2 separate regions of the Homo sapiens genome follow, and region 2 is linked to region 1. The links are chromatin loops, found by intact Hi-C in ENCODE. Cell type or tissue: sigmoid colon. All regions are shown on one strand. Each heading gives the region's core, and the rest is flanking DNA. Links, peaks and the distances in the headings are about the cores only. Region 1 has its middle 530 kb from the start of TBX3. Region 2 has its middle 450 kb from the start of TBX3.

Region 1 (4,395 bases), core at 137-4,136:
GCCAGAGGGGACCAATTGGTGTTGTGGGGCTTTTTTACAAAGTGCAAAGGATCAAAGTAATTAGCAAAGGGCGAGAGACCAGGCCTGTTAGAGAAAGAAGCCAGCCACCCAATGCTTTCTGCACACACGTCTTGTCTTCCCCAGGCCTGCTGTTAATGCCTGCACGGATCATGGCTGAATGGCACATGGCAGCGTGCAGAGTGCTGGAGGGGGCTCCTTTGCTCTCAGGCAGGAAGTAAACCTGGAAGGGCCAACTCTGAGCTTAGAGAGTTTTGTGGGATCTTCAGGCAGCCCAGAAGGAAGAAGAGAACTTCTTGGGGAGTCTTTCTGAGACATTTCATTGCTTCCTTCCTGTTTTAGATGGAGGCTCAATGCCTGGCCAGACCCAGACCTGGAGACCAGGATAAGGAAATAATGCCTTCCACTGAGGCCATCTAAAGCTTATCAGCTGTGATTATGGCAGGGCAAGATGTAAGAGAGAGCAAGGAATTTTCCAGGAATGATTTTAGGTGGTTCATAGACAGGACTTTAAATTATATAGAGTCATTCAGTGAGCTGATTGTTTGCTTTCTTTCTCCCTCCACCTCCCCTCTTCTCTCTTTGTAATTCTACCAAGGCCATCTCAGTTTGCTGCTAATGTGCTGTGGCAGGCAGATTAACAGCCCCCAAAGATACTCACACCTGTGAAGATATTCCATACCTGGCAAAGGGGCTTTGCAGGTGTGAGTAAGGTCAAGGCCCTAGGTGAGGGAGATTAAACCAGATTATCCATGTGAGACCAATGTAGTCACGTGAGAACCTCTCCTTGCTGCAGAGAACCAGAAAGATGGCAGCATGACAAGGACTGAAGGATCTATTGCTGGTTCTGAGAGGTGGGGGGCCCTGCATGAAGACCAGAGAGAGGCCTCCTGGAGGTAAGAGCGCCCCCCAGCTGACAACCAGCAAGGGAATGGAGACCTCAGCTCTGTAACCCAAGGGCCTTCAGAAGTGAACAGAGACCAGCCGTGCCGAAACTTCTGACCTACGGGTCTGTAATATAATATTTCGTTTTCAATGGCTAAATTTGTGGTAGTTAATGCTTACTCCCTCCTTTGCCAGAGAGAGAGAGAGAATATCCTCCTGAAAGTTTCAGGAAGGCCACAATACCAAGCTGAGATTACTAGTACCATTGTAAGGTTTTCATTACATTTATTGGTAGGTTTCATTTCTATTTGTGGTCAGTGGTAATGGTTTTCTATTTATGTTGGTGACTTCAGTTTTCTTCTTTTGGGGTGAATGTATTTTGGTAAAGAAAATAAGTTGGGTTTAAAGAAAAAATGTTAGTAAGTAGTCATGCAGATTTTATGAATTGATAAATGGTATTTAAATACCTAAAATTTAGGAAATACTGATCTAGAGTTTTCTGGAGGGCCCCTTTGGAATTCAGAAAATGGGACAGACAGCTCTGCATATGATTTGCATGTATTTGCATTCATCATATTGAGCCTTACACACCAGGGTGAGGGAGAGGCAGGGCCAGATGGCCTAGGTGCTCTGTCACTGGCTGTGATGAGGAATCACTAATTTCTCAGCTGGCCTTTGGTATTGGACCAATTGCATAAAACAGGAAGAAAAAAGTATTCATGGCAGCCAAACAGGTAAGGCTTTGTACCATAGAGAATAACAACCAGACTTCGGAACCAAACAGAATTGCCTTTGAATCCTGGCTCTTCTCCTTAAAACTGTGTGATTTGGGACAAAGAGTTTGACCTCTGTGAGCCTCAGTTTCCTTATCTGTAAAAAGGAAACTAATAAGAAAGGCTGCACTGGGATGAAGTGAAGATTAAACAGGGTCCTATTTGTAAAGAGTGCAGCCCTGTTCCTAACGCGCAGTAAACAATGCAATTCGTTACTGTTATTATTATTCTCAGCTGCCCAGCGGTGGTCAGCCCATTCGTTTATTGCTTGTGGTGTCTGCCTCCAGCATTGGAGGACTGCCCTGTGGGGCGTTCTGGGCAAGACTGGGACAGACAGTGTCCAGGCACACCAGGCCTGGGCTGGTCTCTGTCATGCTGACATGCAGAGGAAAGCAGAAAGAAAGGAATCCCACAGAGCTGTGCGTAGCTGGGTGGCCAAGCCTGCCTGCAGACCTTCTTTCTTCCCTATGTAGAGGCTCTGGCCCATTTCAAGAATGGAAACTGAAGAGAGAGCATGCCTTGGCTGGGAACAGAGCGACGGCAAGCTTCCCAGCCCTGACCAGGGACATAGCATATTGAGGCACCCGTGCCTGGAGTTAACAAGAGAGCAAAAGAAGGCGGACAAAGGAAGGGACTCTTTCTATCTCTGTTGCATCACCTGTGCTTAAAAGTGGGGCTTTAGGGATCAGACAGACTTGGGTTGCCTCTGCCAGTTACTTCTGTGTGGCTTTGAACAAGTGACTTCCCCTTTCTGATAATAACATAGCTAACATTTGTTAAGCCCTGACTTTGTGCCAGCCTCTATTCTAAACACTACACAAGTATTAGATAACCTCCACGGCAACCCTAGGAGAAAGACATGCTTATTATTTCCATTTTACAGATGAAAAGATTGAGGCACAGAGAGGTTATTCAACTAGCTCAAAGTCACGCAGCTAATACATGGCAGATCCAAGATTCAATTCAAGGCAGTCAGGATCCAGAGCCTATACTTTGCTAGTATATGGTGATTAATTATTTTTAAGACTTTCCTATTTATTAAGTACTCCTGAATCTTTAAGGGCTATGTTTTCTTAACCCCATTTATCAGATTCTGAAAGTAATTATTAGACTCTGAGGTTCAACAAACATACCTACTGGGTAAGAAAACTGGGATACTGATATAGTTTGGCTGTGTCCACACCCAAGTCTCATCTTGAATTGTCGTTCCCATAATAGCACATGTCATAGGAGGAACCCAGAGGAAGGTAATTTAATCATGGGGGTGGCTACCATCATGCTGTTCTCATGATAGTGAGCTCTCACGAGATCTATTGGTTTTATAAGGGGCTTCCCCGCTTTTGCTCGGCACTTCTACTTGCTGCCGCCATGTGAAGAAGGATGTTCTGCTTCCCCTTCCGCTATGATTGTAAGTTTCCTGAGACCTCCCCAGCTATGCAGAACTGTGAGTCAATTAAACCTCTTTCCTTTGTAAATTACCCAGTCTCAGGTATGTCTTTATTAGCAGTGTGAGAATGGACTAATACAGATACAAACCCAGGTATCCTGATCTACAGTCAGAGCATTTCTCTCTCTCCCTTCCTCTGTTCTTCCTTCCCTCATATTTTCCTTCCTTTCTTCTCTTCCTTCCTTTTTCCTTTAATCTCTCCTTCCTTTGTTCATTCAACCAGCAAACACTTACTCATTGCCTACTGCATGCCAGATATTGTGCATACATTATCTTCCTACTGTTGTACCTTCTTTGCTCTGTTCCGTATGTTGGCCATTGTTATGGTCTTAATACTCTCAGTTACCACCACCTCTTTGCTCAGGAAGCCAATCCCTTCCAGAACAGAACCTCAAATAAACAAAGGCTGCTGGACGAGCTCCCTCAGTCATCTGTGACCATGTCAGAAACCAGGGCTCTACTCTGAGCTGCAATCTTGACCAAGAAGTAGAGGCAGGAGTAGACACTGCTCCAAGAAGAACTTGCTGAGGCCCACGCTGTTCCCAAACACCTGCCAGATTTCCAGGGATCTTCAGCTTCAGAGTTCTGGGCTTGTGTGCTGTTTTAAAAGAAATCCAATAGACACAGAGCCAAGAAGGAGGCTGCAGGACAGGGGCTACAGTCCCAGACAGGGGAGGGGCAGGACAAAGGCTGTCCCCAGAGCAAGTTTTGCCAATAAATATCTGAGAGGGAGGAGGGCTTGGCATTTGGGGCCTGTTAAGCAGAGGCCAGTGGCTGCAAGCCTGGGACAGCCTGTAGATTTATCAAGGTCTGCAGGGCAAAACGGCGAAGTCAGCAGCAGCATGCTCTGTATCCGCACCCTCTCCCAGTGTGCACCCCGCTGCATCTTTCCCACCTGAGACTCTGTAGCTCTGGGCCTCTAAGCCCCTCCCTTTAAAAGAAAAGCAGCTGAAGAATTTGAGGCAATATGGAAGGTGTGATGGATGAATTGCGCTCAACCACTTAATTCAAAGAGGGATTTGGGGCTTGATATTTAAGCCCGTAAGCCTCAGTTTTTTCACCTGCAAAATGAAAATGCCAGTGGCATGTTCCTCCTGTTTACTGATAAGTGTCTTCAAAGAGGACTCCATGTTTCATTTTGTTGGCCTCCACATGCTCCTCTCACCCCCTCTGCCTTTCTCAGATGTGGTTTCCCCAGACCACCTGATCTTCACATCCGCTGACTTTTCTCCAGACCTTAGTCTCCTCTCTCTCACTTCTTTTTCATAATTT
Region 2 (4,395 bases), core at 285-4,284, 73 kb before region 1:
ATTCATATGTGGAAGCTAAAAAAGTTGATCTCATAGAAGTAAAAGTAGACTACAGGATACTAGGGGCTGGTAAAAGTAGGAAGAAAGGAGGGATATTGGAGAGATTTGTTAAAGGGTACAAAATCACAGCTAGATAGGAAGAAGTTCTAATGCTCTAAAGCACGGTAAGGATGACTATAGTTAGTAACAGTATTAGATAATTTCAAATAGCTAGAAAAGAGGATATTGAATGTTCCCAACTCAAATAAATTATAAATGTTTGAGATGAGGATGAATATGTACAATTATTGTCAATCAAAAAAATTTTGATCAGAAAATTGATCAAATAATTTTCTGTTGAAACAGAAAGGAGGGGTTGGATTTATCGCCCTGCCTATAATCTCAAGTTCACTCAGAGGAATAATAGCTATTGATTTTTGAATTGGTGATATGTCCCAGGCTTTTACCAGATGCTTTAATACATTATTGTACATAATCTAGAGAAAAATCTGAGAAGTAGGTATTATGTCCATTTTCCAGAAAAAGAAAATTTGTCAATCAGAAAAAGATGAGAAATATGCTATGTACCCCATGAATATGTACAATTATTATTTGTCAATCGAAAAAACATTAATTACAACTTATTCTTTCTCACAGTTCTGCAAGCTGGGCTGGGCTCAGATGGGCAGTTCTTCTGTTCAGCATGGCAACTGCTGAGACTGGAATGTCCAAAGTGTATGTGGAAACTCTCATGACCAGTGCTGTGGGTGGGAAGGCTGGAACAGGTGGGGCCTACTTGAGCATTGCTCTCTCTCCCCACATGGCCTTTCTCATAGATACCCTGGGCTTTATATCACAGAATGGTGAGCTTGAGGTCACTGAACTTCTTAAATGATGCTGCCTTCAAAGAGGCAGAAACTGCTAATCATATTAAGCCCCGGATCCAGAAATCTTAGAAGGTCATTTTCTCACATTGTGTAGGCCAAGGCAAGTCACCAGGCCATCCTGGGGTCAAGGAGAGGAGGGCAGAGTCCACCATTGCAGTGGGACAGCACGCATGTACAGATGGGGAGGAACGCATGGTGACCATCTTCGAAGGCTCTGCACCACACAGGAGTTAGCAGGCTGCTTTATAACTGTTTCAAAGACACAGTTCTGAGTAGTGGACTATTCTCCAGCAATGAAAATGAATGAACTACAGCTACATGTGAGAGCATTGATCAATCTTTCAAACATCACAATGATTAAAAAAGACAGAAATAATACACACTGTATGATTCATTTTATGAAGTTTAAATCTATGCAACTGTACACTACATTGTTAATTGGTACATAGATAGGTGGCAAAATTTATTAGGAAAGCCTGGAAGATAATTATCATAAAAGTCATAGTAGGGGTCATCTCTAGGTTGAATGTAGGTGGATGTAATTGGGAAGTGACATGGAAGGCTTCTGGGTGCTGGTAATATTTTTTTTCCTTGACCTAGGTGATAGTTGCATGCACACTTGATTTAATCATTAAATTGATCATTTATGCATATTTTCTATTTGTAGGTTCTATTTCTAAATTTTAAAAAATGTTAAAAGTACCTTTTGGCTAAATTTGTTTGGCATATGCATACTTAATGTGTGCAGTTCAAAACTCTAACTGCGTTGAAACAAAAAAGTGGGGTTGGATCTACTGCCCTGCCTATAATCTCAAGTTCACACATAGGAATAACAGCTATTGATTTTTGAATTGGTGATATGGCCCAGGTTTCTACCAGATGCTTAAATACATTATTGTACATAATCTAGAGAAAAATCTGAGAAGTAGATATTATGTCCATTTTTCAAAAAAGAAAACAATATCTTGGTAAGGGCAGCTGCAAGGTCACACAACACTCAAACCCAGTCTGTCTGACTCTACACTTCCTCCTTAAAAAAGCCCTTGGCACAGGGGTCCTGAACATGAGCACATTTCACCCATCTCCTGTGCTCTAGCCGGTCTAATCCAGATCAGGCAGCACCCAGGTCACCATCAGCACAAAAGCCCAATTGTTCAGGTTCTGTTCTCACTAAGGATGTGGCCCATTGCAGCCAATGGGGGACTTGGCCAAGCGTCAGGCACTGATGGAAGACTCCTCTCTTGGCTGCTGGCTGTTGACAAGCTAAGTGGCTGCCTCGGTCACGCCAGGATGTAATAAAGCTGCCCGGCACCCAGGATCTGCCGACGAAGAGAGTGCAAGGGCAGTGGAAAGAGACAGCCTCCAAATTCCAGGAATCACATGGTGTTTATTCTGAGGCCGGCCTCCCATCACCCACTCCACTGGAAGCTGCTGTTGTCTGGAAGGGCTCAGGCTGGAGAGAATCCAGATTAAATAATAGTGTAATAAGGAGCACGTCTCTGTTTTGGTTTTTATAGACTGTGCCATTTCAAAGGGACAAGAGCAAAGTCTTCAAGGGCACTTATTGGGGTCCACTGAACCATGATCTAATTAAATCCACTGGAGAAAAATATCTTGTTTAAAAAAAGGGAGGTCTGCATTGTTTTTTGGAGAAATTAGTTAGTCTTAAGATGGCACTTATTTTTGTGGGTACTAGAAAAACACAGACTGAATACTATATTGTTATTAGCAATTTCAAGAGGATGGGGCACAGAGAGGGACATTCTCAGTAACGACAATGCTCACATTGACAAAACTCTTTGAAATTCATTATTGTGTTCTGCTCTCCCAACTGCTCCATAACATGAGGGGTCAGTTATCATTAGCTTCATTTTAAAGATGGAATTAAGAATCAAAGAGGATCTTTTCTAAAACTTATGCTTAGAAATCGAATTATTTTCTCATTTCTTCACATTCAAAATTAAGGAAGAGATTTTGAGAAATGAAAGTTATGCTAATAGTAATACAAATACCATTGATAATATTAAGATGAAGAAGAAGGAGCAAGGGAAGGAGGAGGAGGAAGAAGAAAAGGAGGAGGAAGGGTATGGTGAGGAGAAAAATAAAAGAATGAAGGAGTTGTAAAATGAAGAAGAGGAAAACGTAAGAATAAATAGTAATGTTTATTGAGCACCTACTGTGTGTAATGAATTGTGTGAGGTTCTTTCTTACCTAATCTTCCCTTGGAAAATTTGTCCCTCTGCAGTCCCAGAGGGGGCTGCCATACCTTTCCTCTGTGACCACATGTTGGATTCCTGGCCCAGGCTAAGCCAATTCAATTTCTTTGCCCTGGGAATTTGGAATGAGAGATTCTGAGATAATGACTGGGCACTGCTAAGGTTTGAACCACCTAATGCTGAGACTAGCACTGCCAAGTCTGGGGAGATTTTTAATAGGGCAAATAATACTCATCTACAAAGAAAGAAAAGAAAACAGGAGACACTGAAAAAAAACAAAAAAAGTGGATAGGAGACTCCCAGAACACCCAAAAGAAAAGATCGAGGGAATGCCAGGCCCTTGTAAGGCTCAAATATATTTCCTCCTTCAAGCGATTTGAGAGCTTTCTAGACCTTTGCAATAAATGTCTTCTTACTTGAGTTAGAGTGGGTTTCTATCTCTCAGAACCAAATGATTAAGGCATCATCTCTGAGCCATTCATCAAGTTACCCAGGTTTTACTATTTGACAGAAAAAGCAACTGAAGCACAGTGTGAATAAGCTATATGCCCAGAGTCGCATCGTCAGCACCGCAGAACTGGGACAAGAATCAAGGTATCCTGGCGCCTAAAATCTCTTCCCTGCTAAAGGTGGTGGCTGAGGAAATATACAGCAGTTTGTACTCACATTCCTACTATTTGGCCACTTATTCTTTGGTTGCCAACAAAAAAACAAATTCCTATTCAAAGTCATGTAAACATTTTTTGAAGGAGTTTATTTCTCATGTAAACTTAAGAAGAATATTGGAGAAATATAATTAGCTTTAGTCATGACTGCACTCAGGCACTTAAACCATATTGTCAGAACCTATAGTTATCCTTCGATCAGCTCTATTTCCTCTTAGTTGGCTTCATTCTGAAACTGGCCAAGATGGCTGCATATAAGCTCCAGGTTTATATCTTTCTAGGTTATCAGTCTTGGCTGGACAAAGAAAGTCACTTTACTCATAATTCTCCCAGACCTCTGAGAAGTGACTCTCATTGCGTGAATTCAAGTCACATGTTCATTCCTGAGCCAATCACTAACCAGAAAAAAATGGCATGCTCTGATTGGTCAGAATTGTCATGTGCCCATTCTCAGCGCCAAAGGCGATAATCAGCTGACATTTCCCATATGGCTTGAGAATAGGGGAAGGGTGATAGTTCAAAGGGAACACTGCGGGGTTTTACCCAAAGAAAGGAAAGTGGATTCGAGAGGATAAAAGCAATAGCCATCCAATACATGCTTGTTCAATCAGCTCCTATCATTGTAAAACATTTTCTAGAATTCTCATT

The links. Peaks named below come from ENCODE experiments on the same cell type or tissue, not always from the same donor. Only the 100,000 strongest peaks of a DNase experiment are listed, where the experiment ranks them.
Region 2: a loop joins it to region 1, with 3 times the contacts of the local background. A loop is called at or near these places in 1 of 110 quality-filtered maps.

The regions. Positions count from the first base shown.
Region 1 is chr12:115,207,350-115,211,744 of GRCh38, forward strand. No RefSeq gene overlaps it. Among named protein-coding and RNA genes, the nearest start is that of TBX3, 530 kb to the left of the region's middle. In sigmoid colon, for the core only: no CTCF peak of the experiment used is centred there; a DNase peak (open chromatin) is centred at 2,042.
Region 2 is chr12:115,133,821-115,138,215 of GRCh38, forward strand. No RefSeq gene overlaps it. Among named protein-coding and RNA genes, the nearest start is that of TBX3, 450 kb to the left of the region's middle. In sigmoid colon, for the core only: no CTCF peak of the experiment used is centred there; a DNase peak (open chromatin) is centred at 2,171; H3K27ac peaks cover 287 bases.